Regions from separate parts of the Homo sapiens genome. Here region 2 is linked to region 1. A link is a loop called in an ENCODE intact Hi-C map of the cell type or tissue named here. Cell type or tissue: chondrocyte. All regions are shown on one strand. Each heading gives the region's core, and the rest is flanking DNA. Links, peaks and the distances in the headings are about the cores only.

What was found. Hi-C counts contacts between places; a loop is a spot of excess contacts. Peaks named below come from ENCODE experiments on the same cell type or tissue, not always from the same donor. Only the 100,000 strongest peaks of a DNase experiment are listed, where the experiment ranks them.
Region 2: it touches region 1 in a loop (2.7-fold over the local background); 13 of 110 quality-filtered maps call a loop at or near these places.

What each region holds. Positions count from the first base shown.
Region 1 is chr17:6,662,291-6,671,282 of GRCh38, forward strand. No RefSeq gene overlaps it. Among named protein-coding and RNA genes, the nearest start is that of MIR4520-1, 11 kb to the left of the region's middle. RefSeq lists a silencer at 7,901-8,055. In chondrocyte, for the core only: CTCF peaks have their summits at 3,897 (motif pointing right) and 4,101; no DNase peak of the experiment used is centred there.
Region 2 is chr17:6,793,781-6,802,772 of GRCh38, forward strand. It overlaps TEKT1 (tektin 1), which reads right to left. Exons shown (of 8, transcript NM_053285.2): 7 at 6,967-7,163; 8 at 4,213-6,454. The coding sequence ends at 6,247. Among named protein-coding and RNA genes, the nearest start is that of FBXO39, 22 kb to the left of the region's middle. RefSeq lists an enhancer at 2,388-2,532 and a cis regulatory region at 2,451-2,468. In chondrocyte, for the core only: a CTCF peak has its summit at 6,831; no DNase peak of the experiment used is centred there.

The DNA.
Region 1 (8,992 bases), core at 1,611-6,610:
CATTTTTTCTTTTGAGTATGGAAGTTTAAATATAAATGCTGATTAACCAATAGAACTGACTGTGGGAGTTAGGCTTCGCCCTTGGCTCCAACCCTCTACCTTCTAAAGTCAGCTTCCTGTCTAAGGCTAGGTCTCTGCAAACCATATTCCTGCCTTCTTACCTGGCTCCATGTCGAGCTCACACCAGTAACTAATTCACCCTGGTAGCAGATGTTCCTTCCCTTAGTGGCAGCTGAATCCACGTTGCAACTTTCTAATGTTTGAAAAAGCTGCTTTATTGCATCCCTGCTCAGAATACCAGCACCAGCCAACTGGCACCCCTTATCAAAAGTCTGAGTTTCAGATCTCCAGGGTCCCTCCTCCAAGTTTCTGAAGTTTTAATAATTCCAGGTTCTGTTCTTTCCTGTCTACTGGTAGGGTAGAGCATCCTTTCATACGCTTATTACCCCTGTGGGTTTCTTTTTCTGTGACTTCTCTATTCATATCTTTGCTCGTTTTGCTTCTTTCACGTCTTTTTCTTACTTGAGTCCTTTAAATATTCTGAAGACAAATTCTCACTTATTTGCATTGCAACCATATTCTCAAAGTTTTTGGCTTGCCCCCATCCTTTAATTTTTTTTTTAATTTCAGAAGACAGTTTCTCAGCTTTCACCATGTGCCTTTATCTTTCCTGGTTTCCATCTCTGATTTTATTTTATAATGGCAACAATGTGTTTCTGTCTTAATAAAGTGGTCCACCAGGATTGCTATCCCAGTGGTTTTTAAACTGCAGTCAAAACATTAAAGACTGGCGAAATCAATTTAGGGGGTCCCAGTCAGCATTTTAAAAAATGAAATAGAGTAGAATAAAACATATCAGTAGAGCAATATCAGAATACATCACACTGTTTAATAGGAAGGAAGGAAGGAAAGAGGAAAGGGTAAGAAAGGAGGTGGGTTTGGACAATTTATTTTATTATTTATTTATTTATTTTTGAGACAGAGAGTCGGTCTATCACCCAGGCTGGAGTACGGTGCCCAGCGTCTGCCTCCCGGGTTCAAGCGATTCTCTTGCCTCAGCCTCCCGAGTAGCTGAGATTACAGGTGCCCAACACGCCCGGCTAATTTTTATATTTTTAGTAGAGACAGGGTTTCACCATGTTGGCCAGGCTGGTCTTGAACTCCCGACCTCAGGTGATCCGCCCTCCTCGGCCTCCCAAAGTGCTAGGATTACAGGCATGAGCCACCGCGCCTGGCCAGGTTTGGACAATTTAGTTATGACCCAGTGTCAAAGTTTTTATTACAATGTTGCGGCAAGAAATGAGGCTTTTGCTAAGTCAATTCAACAAGTGTCTATAGGTAAGGACACTTTACAGGAAAAGAGAATGACTAGATAATCATTGTTAGACTGGATACAAGAAAAAGAAAGAAAAGTTCTAGTTAAGGATTATTAGATTTATTAAAAGACAGTTAAAGGCCCTTGGATTCCTTCCCTCCAGGGTTGATATTAGCTGTGTACATAGGTAACTGGTTTCTAACAAGAGGTCATAATCTCATTAAAATTCATCAGAAAGTGGCTTAAGCATTTAATCAGGCATACAATTGATTTCCAAGAAGAGTTTTGTGGCTTATATTCCCAAAACATCCTTGTCCCAGCCAGCGTGTGGGACAATCTTTTATTTTACAGTGTATATATTTTATGAAAACTTGTATTTCACTACATATGTACCATATCTTGAAGCAAACTTTATTTTTGACTGTGTCACTGTCAATGAGGTTTGAAAAACACTGCTGTTCTTAAGAGCTGAGATCCAATCAAGGCCTCAGGAATTCCTGGGGTCCCTAAACCTGTCCTTGCCTGTAGTAAACCTCTCTATCTCTGCAGGCACCTAGGGGAGGTTCTCCTGGATGTCTTCACAGACATCCTGCATAGCTGTTAAACTCAGAAGTCTATCCATCCCACGTCTGCTTTTTGCCATATAAGATTTCATTTGCAAAAGGGTCCCAATGCTAATGATCTTTGAACATCATCAAGCTAATGTAATCCCATTGTTTTACTTTGAGGAAACTGAGGCTCGGAGTGAGAACACCTTGCCAGTCGCATGGCATTTGGTCCACCTGCAGTTGTACTGCCCCCACCAGTCTACCAGAGTAGCAAAGATTTCACCAGTAGGAACTCATGTATTTAGTGTTAATGGCCTGTCCACATTTCCCTTTAAAAAGACCAGGAGAGGCTGGACATGGTGGGTTATGCCTGTAATCCCAGCACTTTGGGAGGCCGAGGCAGGTGGATCACAAGGTCAAGAGATGGAGACCATCCTGGCCAACATGGTGAAACCCCGTCTCTCCTAAAAATACAAAAATTAGCTGGGCGTGGTGGCACATGCCTGTAGTACCAGCTACTTGGGAGGCTGAGGCAGGAGAATCACTTGAACCCGGGAGGCAGAGGTTGCAGTAGGCCAAGATCGCACCACTGCACTCCAGGCTGGTGACAGAGCAAGACTCCATCTCAAAAAAAAAAAAAAAAAAAGACCAGGAGATAAGGGCTAAGTAATTAAATTTCTCCTTAGTGTATATTCATTGATCAGATTTTTTTTTACCAAGGCTACTTCACCCATTAGTCATGATAGGGTATAGTCCTAAGGCCTGTGAATTGTTCAAGGGCCTACAAAAATGGCTGAGGCCCAAAAAACTCGTTGCCTTCAAAATACAAAAAGAAAACAAAATTGAAATTAATAAGTGATATAGTTTGGATACTTGTTCCTTCAATCTCCTGTTGAAATTTGATCCCTGGTGTTCGAGATGGGACCTAGTGGGAGGTATTTGGACCATGGGGGCGGATCCCTCATGAATGGCTTAGTGCCATTCCTGCAGAATTGAGTTCTCACTCCTGGTTCCAGCGGGGGATATCGCTGCTAAAAACAGTCTGGCAGCTCCCCTCTCTCTTGCTCTTTTGCTCTCTCCCTGTGATGCCTGCTCTCCTTCACCTTCCATCATGAGTAGAAGTCCCCTGAAGCCCTCGCCAGAAGCAGAGGCTGGTACCATGCTTCTTGTACAGCCTGTAGAATTGTGAACCAGATAAATCTGTTTTCTTTACAAATAACCCAGCCTTGTATGTTCCTTTATAGCAATGCAAAATGGACTAAAACAGTAAGTCCCAATGTGCATAAATTTTAGTATGTATCATATGATATGGATCAGGATCTCCAAAAATAAGAATGTGTATGGTCTAGGAAGGTCTCAAAATGGCTCTTTCAAGGTGTCTATACACTGATATCCAGGCTCCAAGGAGATGATAGTGTGGAGCCTTCTCTCTAAAAGTCCTAAGACTGATAGATTCAGCACAGTATTTGGCCCGGAGTGGCCTGAGACAATACATTTCTTTCTTTTAATTTTATTTTTTTTGAGATGGAGTCTTGCTTTGTCACCGAGGCTGGAGTGCAATGGCACCATCTCGGCTCACTGCAACCTCCTACTCCTGGGTTCAAGAGATTCTCTTGCCTCAGCCTCCTGAGTAGCTGGGATTACAGGCACGCACCATTACACCCAGCTAATTTTTCTTTTTGTTTTGGTATTTTTAGTAGAAACGGGTTTTCACAGTGTTGGCCAGGCTGGTCTCAAACTCCTGACCTCGGGTGATCCGCCTGCCTCTGCCTCCCAAAGTGCTGGGATTACAGGCATAAGCCACCGCCCCTGCCCCAAAGTGTTGGGATTACAGGCGTGAGCCACGGTGCCTGGCTGGTAAACATTATTTCGTGAAACTTTTTTGTTTGGAATCGCAGTGTAAAATATATTTCTGGGAGTCATGGTCAAAAGAGTTGGAGAAAAGTGCGTCTCTAAGTTTTCTCCCAATTAGTGCCCCCTCTTGAGTTCCTGGCCATCTGTTAAATGTGTGCCATGACAGACGATGGACAGTAGAGGGCAGACAATCCCCGCACAGCAGCAAAGGCTGGACTTCGGAGGAGTTGGAAACCACAGGCGAATGCCAAGCAGGACAGAAGCCTGAAGCCAGGCCTGAAGCTTCTGAAAGAGACAGGGCACACGTACCTGGTCCTCCTAGGCATCGCAGCACTCTCTGTGTGATATAACTGCAGCCACTTTCCAGTCTCCATCCACAGGCTGGATCCTTGTCTTTGGATATTTTTCACCTCCCTGGGAGTACTTCCAGGTGTCTAGTTACTTTTAAACCAAGGTCCTGTAAAACCATCTTTGTTCCGTCACCCAGGCTGGAGTGCAATGGTGCGACCTCAGCTCACTGAAACTTCCACCTCCCAGATTCAAGCGATTCTCCTGCCTCAGCCTCCTCGAGTAGCTGGGACTACAGGTGCGAGCCACCACGCCCGGCTAATTTTTGTATTTTTAGGAGAGACAGGGTTTCGCCATGTTGTCTCCAACTCCTGACCTCAGATGATTCTCCTGCCTCAGCCTCCCAAAGTGCAAAGGGATTACAGATGTGAGTCACTGCACCTGGCCTGGCACTTTAATATCGTAGAGCAGAGAACACACACTGAGCTCTCAGTCTCCCCCAGGCACTGTTTGCAGCACTCTACATGTACTAACTCATGCACTCCTCACACCTAGGTGAAGTAGGTCAGGACACTGAGGATTGAGAAGCTTAGGTGACTTACCCAGCATTCCTGGCTAGGAAGAAGCAGAGCCAGGATCCAAACCCAGGCTAGCTGGCTCCGGAGCTTATGCTCTCAACCAGCAGCCGCTGTTGGTACAAGAGGAATAAATGCCTAGTCTTCTACCTACTGTATCTACTCCTAAGGATACTGAGGGTGTGATGTGGTCGGGAGAAACCCTGGAGGCCATCAGAAGAGCAGGGGATATTCAAGCCTAAGATGGGAAGAATGGGTAGACACCACTTCATTCTGCTATCTGAAGGGCTGTCTTTGTCAGAGGCAGCCTCAAGAGCAGAACTAGAATCAAACGGTGAAAAGCTAGGAGGATTTGGGCTCAGAAAAAAAAAAAAGAAAGACTTTAAAAAATGTATTATAAAATCTGGCCGGGCGTGGTGGCTCACGCCTGTAATCCCAGCAATTTGGGAGGCCAAGATGGGTGAATCACGAGGTCAGGAGTTCAAGACCAGCCTGGACAAGATGGTGAAACCCCGTGTCTACTAAAAATACAAAAATTAGCCGGGTACAGTGGCAGCTGCCTGTAATCCCAGCTGCTTGGGAGGCTGAGGCAGGAGAATCGCTTGAACCCAGGGGACGGAGGTTGCAGTGAGCCGAGATCGCACCACTGCACTCCAGCCTGGGCAACAGAGTGAGACTTCGTCTTAAAAAAAAAAAAAAACTTTATTCTACAGACAAACATAGGAAGCCCCATTGAAACCCCAACACTGTGCCACGTCTGTGTCAGATCTCCAGGGAAAACATTTCTCACAGTTGAGCCAGCCCTGTGGCGGTGAGCACTCTGTCTTCTAAAGCAAGAGCAGACAAACGCTGGGCAACCACTGTGGGGGAAGGTGCCACAGAGGGCATTTAGCTTGGCGTCAGACAGGAAGCCTGGGGGGTCCCAGGTAGCCCGAGTTTGAGGGGGTGGGAAGGAAGCAGTGGGAAGTCCCTGGGTTACATCTTCCTCCTTGAAGTCTTTAGCTTTTCCCTCTCCTCCTGGTCCCTTGCCTAGGTCAACAAAAATGTCTCATCTCCCCCTGCCCTAACTGGACTCCCATTTCTCTGCCTCTTGCCCACCCCTGCACACCCTAAGCCATTATTCATTTTATTTCCCAGGCTCTTCAAAGAGCTCTCTACCCTCGCTGCTCACACGTCCCCGTCCTGATCGTTTTTCCCTGCCCTTGCACTGCAACCTCACCAAATCTGTCCTTCCCAATGTAACTTCGTGCTGTTTCCCCTTCCCAATCCAATGGCTTCTTCTCGACCCCCAATTTCTCTGACCTTTCCGTAGCATTTGGCTCTGGGGACAATTCCCTCCTCATCAAAACTTTTTCCTCTGTTGTTCTCCGTAAGCCTGAACTCTCTCTCCCCCTCCCCCCACACCCGGCAAATGTCAGTGGTCCCCAGAATTCTTTCCTCCGCCTTAGCTTCTCACTTTGCACACTGCCCCGGCGCTCACATGGCAACCGCTGCCTGACTGCGGATGTCTCTCTCGCCCAGGCCTCCGTCCTGAGCACCAACCTCTCACAGGCTGGGAATCTTGTTCTGGATTAATTAGTTTCATTTTTGTTGTTGTTGTTGTTTTGAGATGGAGTCTCGCACAGTTGCTTGGGCTGGCGTGCAATGGCGTGATCTCGCTCGCTGCAACCTCCGCCTCCCGGATTCATGCGATTCTCCTGCCTCAGCCTCCTGAGTAGCTGGGATTACAGGTGCACACCACCATATCAGGCTAATTTTTTGTATTTTTAGTAGAGACAGGGTTTCACCATATTGGCCAGACTGGTCTCGAACTTCTGACCTCGTGATCCGCCCACCTTGGCCTCCCAAAGTGCTGGGATTACAGGTATGAGCCACCACGCCTGGTCAACCTTTTCTATTTCTCTATAGCGCCTACTAAAATGGGACTTGATATTATTTATTCATTGCTTAATTGTTTATGATCTATGTTCCCCACGGGAGAGCAAGGACTTTGACTTGTTTACTCCTATATCCCCAAACCTAGAACAGCGTCTGGCACAGAGCCAGCATGCAGTAAGTGTTGGTGGAAGGAATAAATGAAGGAATGAAGGAATGGTCGGGATGAATTTCTTGCCTGTGGTTCACTGATGAGAAGCTGGGGAAGGCTGAAGCAAACTCACACGTGCCCCTGACCTCGGTTGCTCCTTCTGTCAGATAAACTCCTGTTTGTCCTCAAATTCCTGCTCCATTTCCACCTCCCCAAGGAGACTTGCCTAGTCCTTGACTCTGAGCCCACTTCCTGGGTGTTCTCGCTCCCCACCGCTGCTGCCTGTTTTTACAGCATCCATGTGGTCACTCCGTGAATGATTCTTTGTTGTTTCCTCCTGTCTCTCCCGTGAGATTGAAAGCACATCAAGGGCAGGCCTGTCACAAAGCCTCTTTGTGTTCTGTAGCTATGCGTGGAGCGAATGAACAAGGTTGGGCTTGTCTGGACCTGGGCACGGTCACTGAATGTTCTTGGCCTCTGTAAGGAAGGGCATCCCCTTGGCAGTTAGCAGGGCAGGCACAAGGGGCATAGCATCCCCAGAACATGATGAAGGGCACCTTTGAAAAGCTAGAGAGGCTTTGGATAGAGCTGGAATTGTCTGGTGACATGTGCTCATTCATACTACATGGTCATTATACTACGTGGTCTTAGAATATGTCAAATTCTCACCTTTTCATCCACCCACAATTCACTGAGTTCCCGTTCAGTGCCAGCTTCTGTGATGGGTAATAGTGGTGGGAAACATGCAGAACTGGATGATCAAGTTTAGAATGAGATCGTGCCTACTGTCGGAGCAGTCCAGGAGGGGTGACCCCAGGATCCCTTCTTCCTTTGCCTTCCATCTATTCTAAATTGTCTTCAGCTGGTGATGCACCAGCTGGGCATCCAGACGTCAGCTGGCTTAAACAGACCGCTGTGCTTGCAACAAGCAAGACACTTCAGAACTTGCAGAATCACTGCATCCCTTTCTTAAACCAAGACCCAACCCCACCATCTCTTTCTTTTCCTTTCTGGTTTGGCCTCTGTAGGTGTGACATCAGAGACACACCTCAGCGGATGTGACTCAGTGAGCACCATTCAGACTCCCCAGGGCCACTCCCATGAGCTGGCCAGGTGGGCAGGCTTTGCTGAGCCTGTCTCCCCACCGGTCTGAGGTCTGCAGATTAGGCTTCCAGACAGGGAGCGGCAGGGCAGGCCCCTCAGTGGGAAGACAGGAGTGTCTGTATGGCCAGCCGGGAATCAAGAACCATTCACCCTCCACCAGCAAGGGTGGGGCTGCCCTGAGCTTTCAGGCAGCTGTTTTATGGAATTATTAATTTTAATGTACAGATGGTTTTATTTTCTGCTCATTTTCACATATTCTAAGAACCCTTAAATGTTATACTATATAGTCTTTTTTTTTTTTTTTTTTTTTGAGACAGAGTCTTTGTCACCCAGGCTGGAGTGCAGTGACGCAATCTCAGCTCACTGCAACCTCCACCTCCCGGGTTCAAGCAATTCTCCTGCCTCAGCCTCCTGAGTAGCTGGGATTACAGGTGCCTGCCACCACATCTGGCTAATTTTTGTATTTTTAGTAGAGACGGGGTTTTGCCATGTTGGCCAGGTTGGTCTCGAACCCTTGACTTCAGGTGATCCACCCACCTCGGCCTCCCAAAGTGCCAGGATTACAGGCTCAAGCCACCGCGCCCAGCCTATAGTCTTAATATTCCCTATTTTAAAAAATATTCATGGCGGCCATACTAGAGCCCCCGGGATATAGCGGAGAGCACTGCCCTCATGGTCTTTAGATACACGTCTTTCATGGTTCTGTTGAATGACTTCCTTACAACACATTCCCAGGAGCAGAATTACCACATTAAAAGGTATGAACATTTTTATAGCTCTGGAAGCGTATTGCCCAATTTCTCCCCTAAAAAGGTGGTGTTAATTTACACTGCCACTGGCAGTGTGTGTAAGCTGGTTTCAGCACAGCTTCAACAGCATGAGACATTATAATTTTGTTAATGTTTGCTAATTTCATAGGTGTGAAATGAATGGCACATCAGGGGGACTTTAATTTGCGTTCCCTGGTGATCGTGAGGGTGAGCCTGTTTGGAGGTGCTGATGTGCACAGTCTGCCTAGTGGGGGCCTCTCCGCCCTGTCTCAGGCACTGTCTGTTTCTCAGCCTGTGTCTCCCCACACCTCTGCCTGCCTCCCGCCGACTGCTGTTCTTACTGTCCCTCTAAGCCTGTCTGTCTCAGTGTCTTAGCCTCTGATTCCTCTGAGTTTCTCTGGTTCCTAACTGGCCAGGTGTGGAGCTGGTTCATGGAGGTCCTAGCCAAGCCCTGACAAGCTGCAGTCTAGAGGCGGGGCGCAGGGTTCTGGGCACAGGGCTCCAGGCTCCTG
Region 2 (8,992 bases), core at 3,993-8,992, 130 kb after region 1:
ACATCCTGGCAAGAAGAATGTTCTTCATCTGATTTACAGACCAAGAAAAGGAAGATCAGATAAATAACTTCCCTGAAGCCTCACAGCCACTTTGTGCAGAGCAGGAATTTGAATCTCACCCTCTCCTTTCACTGCCCCACACTCTCTGCTGTTGCAGAGGTGGTATCCTGGCAAGACGCTGACTCAGCCTTTCTAGGAAATGGTGATTTGGAACTTGACAATGATCTTTCAAAAACTTCAGTCTTAAATTAGGCAGTTACCTGCTGATCTGATACGTAGAAACCCCTGCCTAGAAAGGTGCCCTTGGGATGTATCTACACTTGCTAAGAGGAAGAAATTTCCCTGACATGCATTGGTCAATTGGAAACCCCAAGAATCTCACTAGCCTCCTCTATCCCAGGGCCTGGGATGGCAAAGTGCTACACCAGAAAAGGGCTATGTGGATCACAAGGACAGTGTAGGCCTCATGACTCTGAGATAACAGAACAGAGGCACAGAGAGGCTAAGCAACTTACCTTAGGTCACACAGTAAGAGGAAGAGTGAGCCAGGATTTGAACCCTCGTGTATCTGACATAAAGGCCAGCATCCCATCTATAAAATGGGGCTAGTAATCATACCAGCCTCTTCAGGTTTTTGTAAAGATTTGATGAGAAAATATACGAGAAGTCACTTTATGAACTGTGGATCACAGCTGAGTGTGACACGTCATCACTATTGTCGCCCATCAGTCAATTATCTGGGATAGCCTGAGGTTGTGTCATACCTACATAAGCCACAGAAAAATAGACTCATGAAAGAATCAGGGCTGGGCATGAATGAACGAGAAACTACATTTAAATGGAGCCCAGACTGCACGGGAACCAAAGTGGGGTTCTAATACCATTGGGTTGATTACCTATGGCAGAAACAGCCCAAGCAAATATGTGACCAAATGCTAACATCACACCTAAATGTCTAAGCTGTTCTGTAATTTTGAACATTAATCTGTTTTCAGGGGATGATCCAGGGAAAAGAATGAATCAAGCCATTGCTGTGGTATTTGGACCAGTGGCCACTTGCCATTGACTTGGTGAGAACGAGGATGCAGATTTACTTTTCATGCTCTTAGGAGTATAAGTCTAGGATCTGGGTCCACTCTGAGGAATCTTTCCTCTCCACTCCCACTGGCTATTAGGAATCTTAGGAACCAATAAGCTAGAAACTTGACTGTTTATACTTTCCTCATTTGTTTCAGTGGATTAAGGTACCTAATTGTTCCATAACACCCTACGGTTTCTAACTGGCTTTCATTTAACATTGACACCGTTAATGCCACCACGCAAGAATGAACTGTTTACTTGCCTGAGAAATTGCATGTGGGATTTAAAACTTTTTCTAAGATTCATTTTTTCAACTGATGATCTCTCAGGAGTATTTTCTGGTGGTGTTTGAGACAGTGACTGATGTTGGCATTTTCCCAGGGTGTGGAAGCCCCCAAGTTTAAAGCCCAGCTGACTCCGTGTGCCAGATCTTCACACAAGAAGGACCAGTGATATAAGGGGTTCTCCAATTATAAAATTAACAACTGGGAGGGATAAAAAAATCGCACCACTAACTTTGGAGAATTAGCTGAGAAAAATTTTACGTAGAGGAAAAAAGACTTGGAAAATTGTCTTCTGAATTAAACATATTAGTCTTCTTCAGGTAGCAGCAAATAGAACAATTGATTGTGACCGAGTGCCTTTCTTTCTTTCTTTCTTTCTTTTTTTTTTTTTTTTTTTTTTTTTTGAGATGGAGGTTTGCTCTTTGTTGCCCAGGCTGGAATGCAGTGGTATGATCTCAGCTCACTGAAACCTCTGCCTCCTGGGTTCAAGCGATTCTCCTGTCTCAGCCTCCCAAGTAGCTGGGATTACAGGCACCCACCACCACACCCGGATAATTTTTGTATTTTTTTTTTTAGTAGAGATGGTGTTTCACCATGTTGGCCAGGCTGGTCTCGAATTCCTGACCTTGGTGATCCACCCATCGTGGGCTCCCAAAGTGCTGGGATTACAGGCATGAGCCACCACACCAGGCCTCCAAGTACCTTTCTTATGGACCAAGTTCATTTCCAATATTTTAGCAGTGGCGTTAGGTAGACTGTATATGATGATTCTCCTAAATAAGGTTATTCTCTTTCTGTTAAATATGGTTTTCATTGATTTATGGATGTATCTGGAACTATTATTTTGGCAGGTTTTACAAGGCCTCAGAATCGGTTCGGATGCAGGAACTGTGTTTGACGTTTATGTCGAAGTTCTCATCAAAGCCTGGAAAATGTGGAGCCTCTTTTGCAAGAGTGGAGATTGTTGCCTTTAAGCCAGATCTTAAACACTGTTAGCTCATTGTGAAAAACACAAGTGCCAGTGATTAACAAAGAATGTTTACTTAATTTACTTCAGATCTGGTCTCAGTTAAAGGTTAGCTCATCCTTATCAGGTGGTCACAGAAACTAGATCCCAGTAGCAGAGTGACCTTTGGAAGCTAGAATTGTAGTCAATGGACTTAAAGTGAGATCGTGGGAGCCAGTTCTTCACTTAATTAAGCAGAGTTGAAAGACTTTCTTCTTTCCAGCTCCCTATTTTCCTTCCTTGGGCTATTTTCTGTAAGTCAGACTTGGTTTGCCTCAATACTACATATGCCCTGTAAAAATAAATTAACTACAAGAGACTGTTGACTGTATGGCCACCAGCCCTGCCCTGGTGTGTGTCCTTTGCAACACTAGTGTCTGAGGTGGAGCCCTCCATTCCTCGTGTTTTTCATCCACTCCCCCTTTCCTTCCTCTCCCCCGCCAGTAGAGGACTGTTTGCGCAAGAGACCAATGGATTAGCCAGCAGGTCTAAGCAGCTGCAAGGATAGGTCTCTCTTTTGCCCGGGGGAGAGAGATACCAGCTTGACTCGTGATCAGGTACTTTATTCCTTATGATAGGGAGCTCAGAATCCAGCATCAGTGTTCCTATTAATTTCTTGTTAGTTTTGTAGCTTTGGGTATCTGCACTTGTCAACAGTAGGCTGTAAGAATATTTATTGGAAACCACAAAAATCTCACTAGCCTCCTCTATCCCGGAGCCTGGGATGGCAAAGTGCTACACCAGAAAAGGGCTATGTGGATCACAAGGACAGTGTAGGCCTCATGACTCTGAGATAACAGAACAGAGGCACAGAGAGGCTAAGCAACTTACCCTAGGTCACACAGTAAGAGGAAGAGTGAGCCAGGATTTGAACCTTGGTGTGTCTGACATAAAGGCCAGCATCCCATCTATAAAATGGAGCTAGTAATCATACCAGCCTCTTCAGGTTTTTGTAAAGATTTGATGAGAAAATATACAAGAAGTCACTTTATGAACTGTGGATCACAGCCAAGTGTGACAGGTCATCACTATTGTTGCCCATCAGTCAATTATCTGGGATGGCCTGAGGTTGTGTCATACCTACATAAGCCACAGAAAAATTGACTCATGAAAGAATCAGGGCTGGGCATGAATGAATGAGAAACTACGTTTAAATGGAGCCCAGACTGAACGGGAACCAAATGTGGGTTCTAATGCCATTACTCATTACTGTTACCCAAATATGATCCTGCTCCCCTGGGAGGGTGGCTCTGACCTTGTCACTCCCAAGCCTGGCACCCCCAGAGCATGCTAGAGTGGTGGTGGAGGGCAAAGATGACAAGACATGGACTCTCTGGGTTAGGGTGAGTGGCAGGCAACAGAATCCACAGAATAGAGAAGTACCTAGATTGGGTACTCTGGGAGAAAAACAACCTTCCGGAGATTTTCCCAGTGTGCCAAATCCTGTGCTACCCGAGAGAATTCCCACTCATCACTGCCAAATGAACCACGGAAGAGACAGAAACTTTGCTCCTGTGTTTCTTTTAATTATGTGGATTACAGACACGTTCAACTTTGGTTCTATGTTAAGAAAATTCAAGTTTAAATGACTCCCAATTTAAGTGATGGTATTTAAAAATAAATTTTGTGTTATCTAAGACAAAAATTGTACTTTGTCTTAAAAAGATATCTGGCTTGGATGGGTCAGAGGGGTACGGAACAGGGTGGCCTTCATCAGTAGCTACAAAGGCTTTTGCAACCGTGGGCTAATTGCAAATGTCCTTCATGAAACACAGGCTAAGACCAGATTTCATTTGTGAAACACATTGATACCCAATAAGACCTAGGAATTGCATGAGCAGATTTACTAACAAAACATTGCTTTATTGAAATCTTAGATGTTTCCGCATTTTATGTCTACATGTTGAGAAATGGCCTCAACCATAATCAAAATCACATTTCCCTTAAAAGCAGCATGTTCCAGACACTGTGTTGAGAGTCTTCCACACGTTATCTCGCCAATCTAGGCTTTATTAGTCTTATTTACAGATTAGGCAACTGAAGCTCGGGGAAGTTGAGTAACTTGGCGGGGATCACATCACAGGTAGAGCGTGGAGCTGATCCACCAGCTGATCTGAATCACATCTCCCTGCAGAGCCTGGGATCTGAATCCACCACTGAGGCTGGCTGCCTCTGAGAGCTGTATTCACAAGGAAGGATTTTGCCCAGTGTCTTCACACCCTGCCAGCCACATCCTCTGGGACAGACCTCAAAACCCTGCTAAGTTAGCAGAAACTCTGAGGTCTGCCCAGTGAGCTGGGAAGGCTTATTTGGACTCTTCCGAGCCAGAGCAGAAAAGCACCCAGAGGCTTCCCAGTGAGCAGAGAGGGGCCTCCCTCCTTGATTGAGGCATGGGAAGGGCTGTGTATTTGCTGAGCACTCTGAGAGGAGACGTTCAGCACTGGGGTGGCATAGATCAGAATTAACAGAATTAAGCCAGTGCTTTTGGCCTCAAAGGGGGTTTCTCCATCCCAGATTGGGAACATCCCTTTCTGATGGCAAAGAGTCTCTGGACCAAGGAGCACCTAGATTGCAAAGCTCCCAGGAATTAGGCCCACACTCTGCATTATCATTGTGCCCTATGACACCGTATGTGCAGCTAGACAGCCAGATTCAGGGAACAGCAAGGACAGGAAGAGTTCCAGACGATATAGTCCTTTCCTTACTTTACAGGTGGTCCTAAAGAAGGAGAGAAACTTTCCTGGCAGTGTTGCAACTAGAAGCTAGGTCTCCTGAGCCCCACACCGTCAGCTGTCCATGAGCACCGGGGAACCAAATGTTAGCAGAGTGTAGCAGCAGCTTCACACATGGGAGGGTGCTGAGATGGTAAGCCTCGTCCATGGAAAGTGTTCCTTCAATGTTAGCGGAATAAGGAACAAATGAGCAGTTTCCCACAGCAAATGTCTTCCTTTGACAGTCACCCACATAGATCTCTGACCTGCTGCAGCTCAGCGGAAGGCAGCCTCCCACAAGTTGAACTCTTTTTGGAAAAGAAACAGTAAGTATATAAAACAGTCTTGCTGAAAACTTGTAAAGAGGTACGTAACCATTAAAATAATTATAAAGACAATTTAGCAACATGAACAAAGGCTTGCAATAATTAGCAGTGAAGGAAAAAAATAATCCTGAAATTGAGTTTATGCCATGAGTACAATTGTGCAGAAATTATGTTGGTATAGGGTGGGACTGCTCACAATGGCTCACATTCATTAAACACTCACTGCCCCATGATACAGGCTCAGTATGAAGCCCTTTACGGAGGTGATCTCATTCAACGCCCCTATAGCCCTGTGAGTGGGGACTATTGGAGGTCCTATACTCAGATGGCAGACTCCGGAACCTACAGTCTTAACCATTGACTTGAACCCATTGACTTGAATGAATGGAATTTTGTTCTTTTTCTTTATGTTATTTGAGTATTTAAGAGAAAAAAAACACATTATTTTCTAGAGAAAAGAAATTTTGAGAGCCAAGAGAAAGGTTAGCATCCCATCTCATGAGCAAGAGGGGCATGGTCTACACAGGTGATCCAGCCCAACTACTTTATTGAATTGAATCTGAACTGAAATGTCTTGAAACCCTGTCCTGGGGCCCCAAGTCCTGTGATATTGTAAGAGTGGCCTGTGCTAAAATATGGAGTTGAATTGTTAGGCAAACACCACACCAGCATAAGAGAAGAAACTCGCCCCAAAATCAGCCCCCTGAGCAGGCTTGGAATGCCAGCCAAGAGGTTGCAGCAGGCTGGCTAGAGGCCCCGCCAGCCTGAAATGAGAGCTCTGTACTACTGTAACTACTGTTTACAATGTGGTTTAATGAGAATTGGAACTAGCCCTACTATTAGCAGACAGCATCAGGGCGGAGGCCCCCAGCCCAGACCCCATGGTCTTCCCCATCCCGAAGTGGGATGGATTTCCTCATCTGCATACACAGCACTTCGTCGATATAAATGGTGTTCTCTTTGACCTGGATCTCCTCCTGCAGGGCAAGCTGTCTGCGATGCAGCCCTTTCAGCTCTGCCTGAGCTTGGGCTAAAGTTTCCTTCAATCTAGGAGAAAGGGAAGAAGAGAAGAGAATAATTTCTCTCTATGCATTGCTTTTTCAAGGGAAAGAATGTTCCCCAGTGTTCAGTGCAGGAGCCAAATTGATATGTGCTCTTCCCCTTCCTCTCTCCTCATGAAGACAGAGATCTCACTAATTTTAGAATAAAATGCATACTGAAAAGGCCATGAAAAAAAGAAAAAGACAGAGATTTCAATTTGGCGGCCACAGGCCAGATTCATGACGTAGACACCTTATGAAATGCTGATGTTTAAAACTGCAGATTTGACCTAAACATCTGGATTTGGGCTTCTTTAGAATCACTCAATATTGGGATCCATTTTCTCCAAGGCAACAATTTTGGCGGGAGGTGGTGGAGACTTCCCTCTAGGGGGCATTCCTCAAGCATTCCAGAGCAGGCTGGCTTCATTCACGCTGCTGGTCACTATCTAGCCTCTGCTTGATATCCAGGTTGGGATTGAGACCCGAAGGCCCTCTGCCCACTGGCTGCTAGCCTACCTTGCGACATTGTGGGTGATCTCTTGAACCTCCTTCATTAGCCTATATTGTGCGACATCACGACACAGCTCCACGTTCGGCCGGTGTGTCCTGGTCTCCAAGCGCGTATGAGCCACCTTGGCTGGCCCTTCTTGGTCAAGGATGGCCTTTTCAAGAGCTGTAATATTTTTCTCCTGGGAAGCAATCTCTTCCATGACCTTACAAAAAGGATTAGAGTAGGTGAGGCCAAGCTGTGCTCCTCAAAACTCAACAGCTGACAGCAGATGGGTTGTGATCATGTAAGTTAGGAAGAGGGAACCTCAGATTTCTTCTTAAGCAGCATGCCAGAGTCTGATCTCTCTTCCCTAAAGCAGTGATTGCTGGTGGGCAAGGTCACATAAGACTTAAAACCTTATGGACTCAAGGGACAGGACGGGCCATTGTCACCTCATCTACCCACAGGAGATGCCCTCAGCAAAGGCCTGGCCAGAGTGGGGATCTCACTACTGCTCAAAGCTGCCTGCTCACCTTGGTACAGGGTACCTTTGTATCATGAGCAGAAAGCTGCCTATTTCCTCACCACTCCTATCCTGCTAGCACCAGCTCTGTCCTCTGGAAGCCTGAGGAAAGAAGGAGCAGTTGGGTCTGAGTTTGGTTGTTATTTTTGTGAGTGACTTTATGCACAGAAAAAGACTACTTTTAGGCCAGATGTGGTGGCTCACAGCTGTAATCACAGCACTTTGGGAGGCTGAGGAGGGAAGATCACGAGGTTAGGAGTTCGAGACCAGCCTGCCAACACGGTGAAACCCCCAACTCTACTAAAAATACAAAAATTAGCCGGGTGTTGTGGCACACACCTGTAATCCCAGATACTCAGGAGGCTGAGGCAGGAGAATTGCTTGAACCCAGGAGGCGGAGGTTGCAGTGAGCCAAGATCGTGCCACTGCACTCCAGCTTGGGGGACAGAGTGAGACTCCGCCTCAGAAAAAAAAGAAAAGAAAAGAAAAAGACTACTTTTAAGTTACTTGGTTTTAACAAAATTAATATTTAACTGGTTTAAAATATATTTCTTCATTAAGCATTTTTTTTAAAACTTGTACATCTACTTTTGCAATATACACAAAAGTAGATAGACTAAGGAACCTCGCATAGTCATCAGCAGTTTCAGCAATGAGCAGTATGTGGCCAGTCTTGCTTCATCTATACTCCTGTCCATCAGCTTAGTTATTTTAAAACTAATCCCAGATATTATGTCCTTTTAGTTAAATATTTCACTTAAATATTTGAGTGTGTATTTCTAAGCATAGGATTCTTTATTTTCTTTTGACAAAACCACAATACCTTTATCACACCAAAAAAGAGACAAAAGACTTATTCTTTAACATTATAATAATATTTAGTGATCACATTTCACCAATTGTTCCATATATTTTGGTAGAGTTGGTTTGTCCAAATTACATCCCAATGAGGTCCAGAAATTGCACTTGGCTTTCTTAAGCTTCTATTTAAACACTTCTTAAGGTTTTCATAAGTCCGGTTCACAGATATACTATTTTTAAATTTAGCAGATATTAGCAATTACTTTAAGCTGCTTTCGACTAATAATTGCTCCTACTTCAAACTTACTTAAAGTCCTTTGAATATTTATTTAAAGCAGCATTTATAAATTTGATACATAACTTTTTAAAATATTTGAATTATCTTTTTTTTTTGGCCTGGAATTTTATTTATTTATTTTTTTAAGGTGAATTTTATTTTTTTATTTTTTTATTATACTTTAAGTTTTAGGGTACATGTGCACAACGTGCAGGTTTGTTACATATGTATACATGTGCCATGTTGGTGTGCTGCACCCATTAACTCATCATTTAGCATTAGTTATATCTCCTAATGCTATCCCTCCCCCCTCCCCCAACCCCACAACAGGCCCTGGTGTGTGATGTTCCCCTTCCTGTGTCCATGTGTTCTCATTGTTCAGTTCCCACCTATGAGTGAGAACATGCGGTGTTTGGTTTTTTGTCTTTGCGATAGTTTGCTGAGAATGATG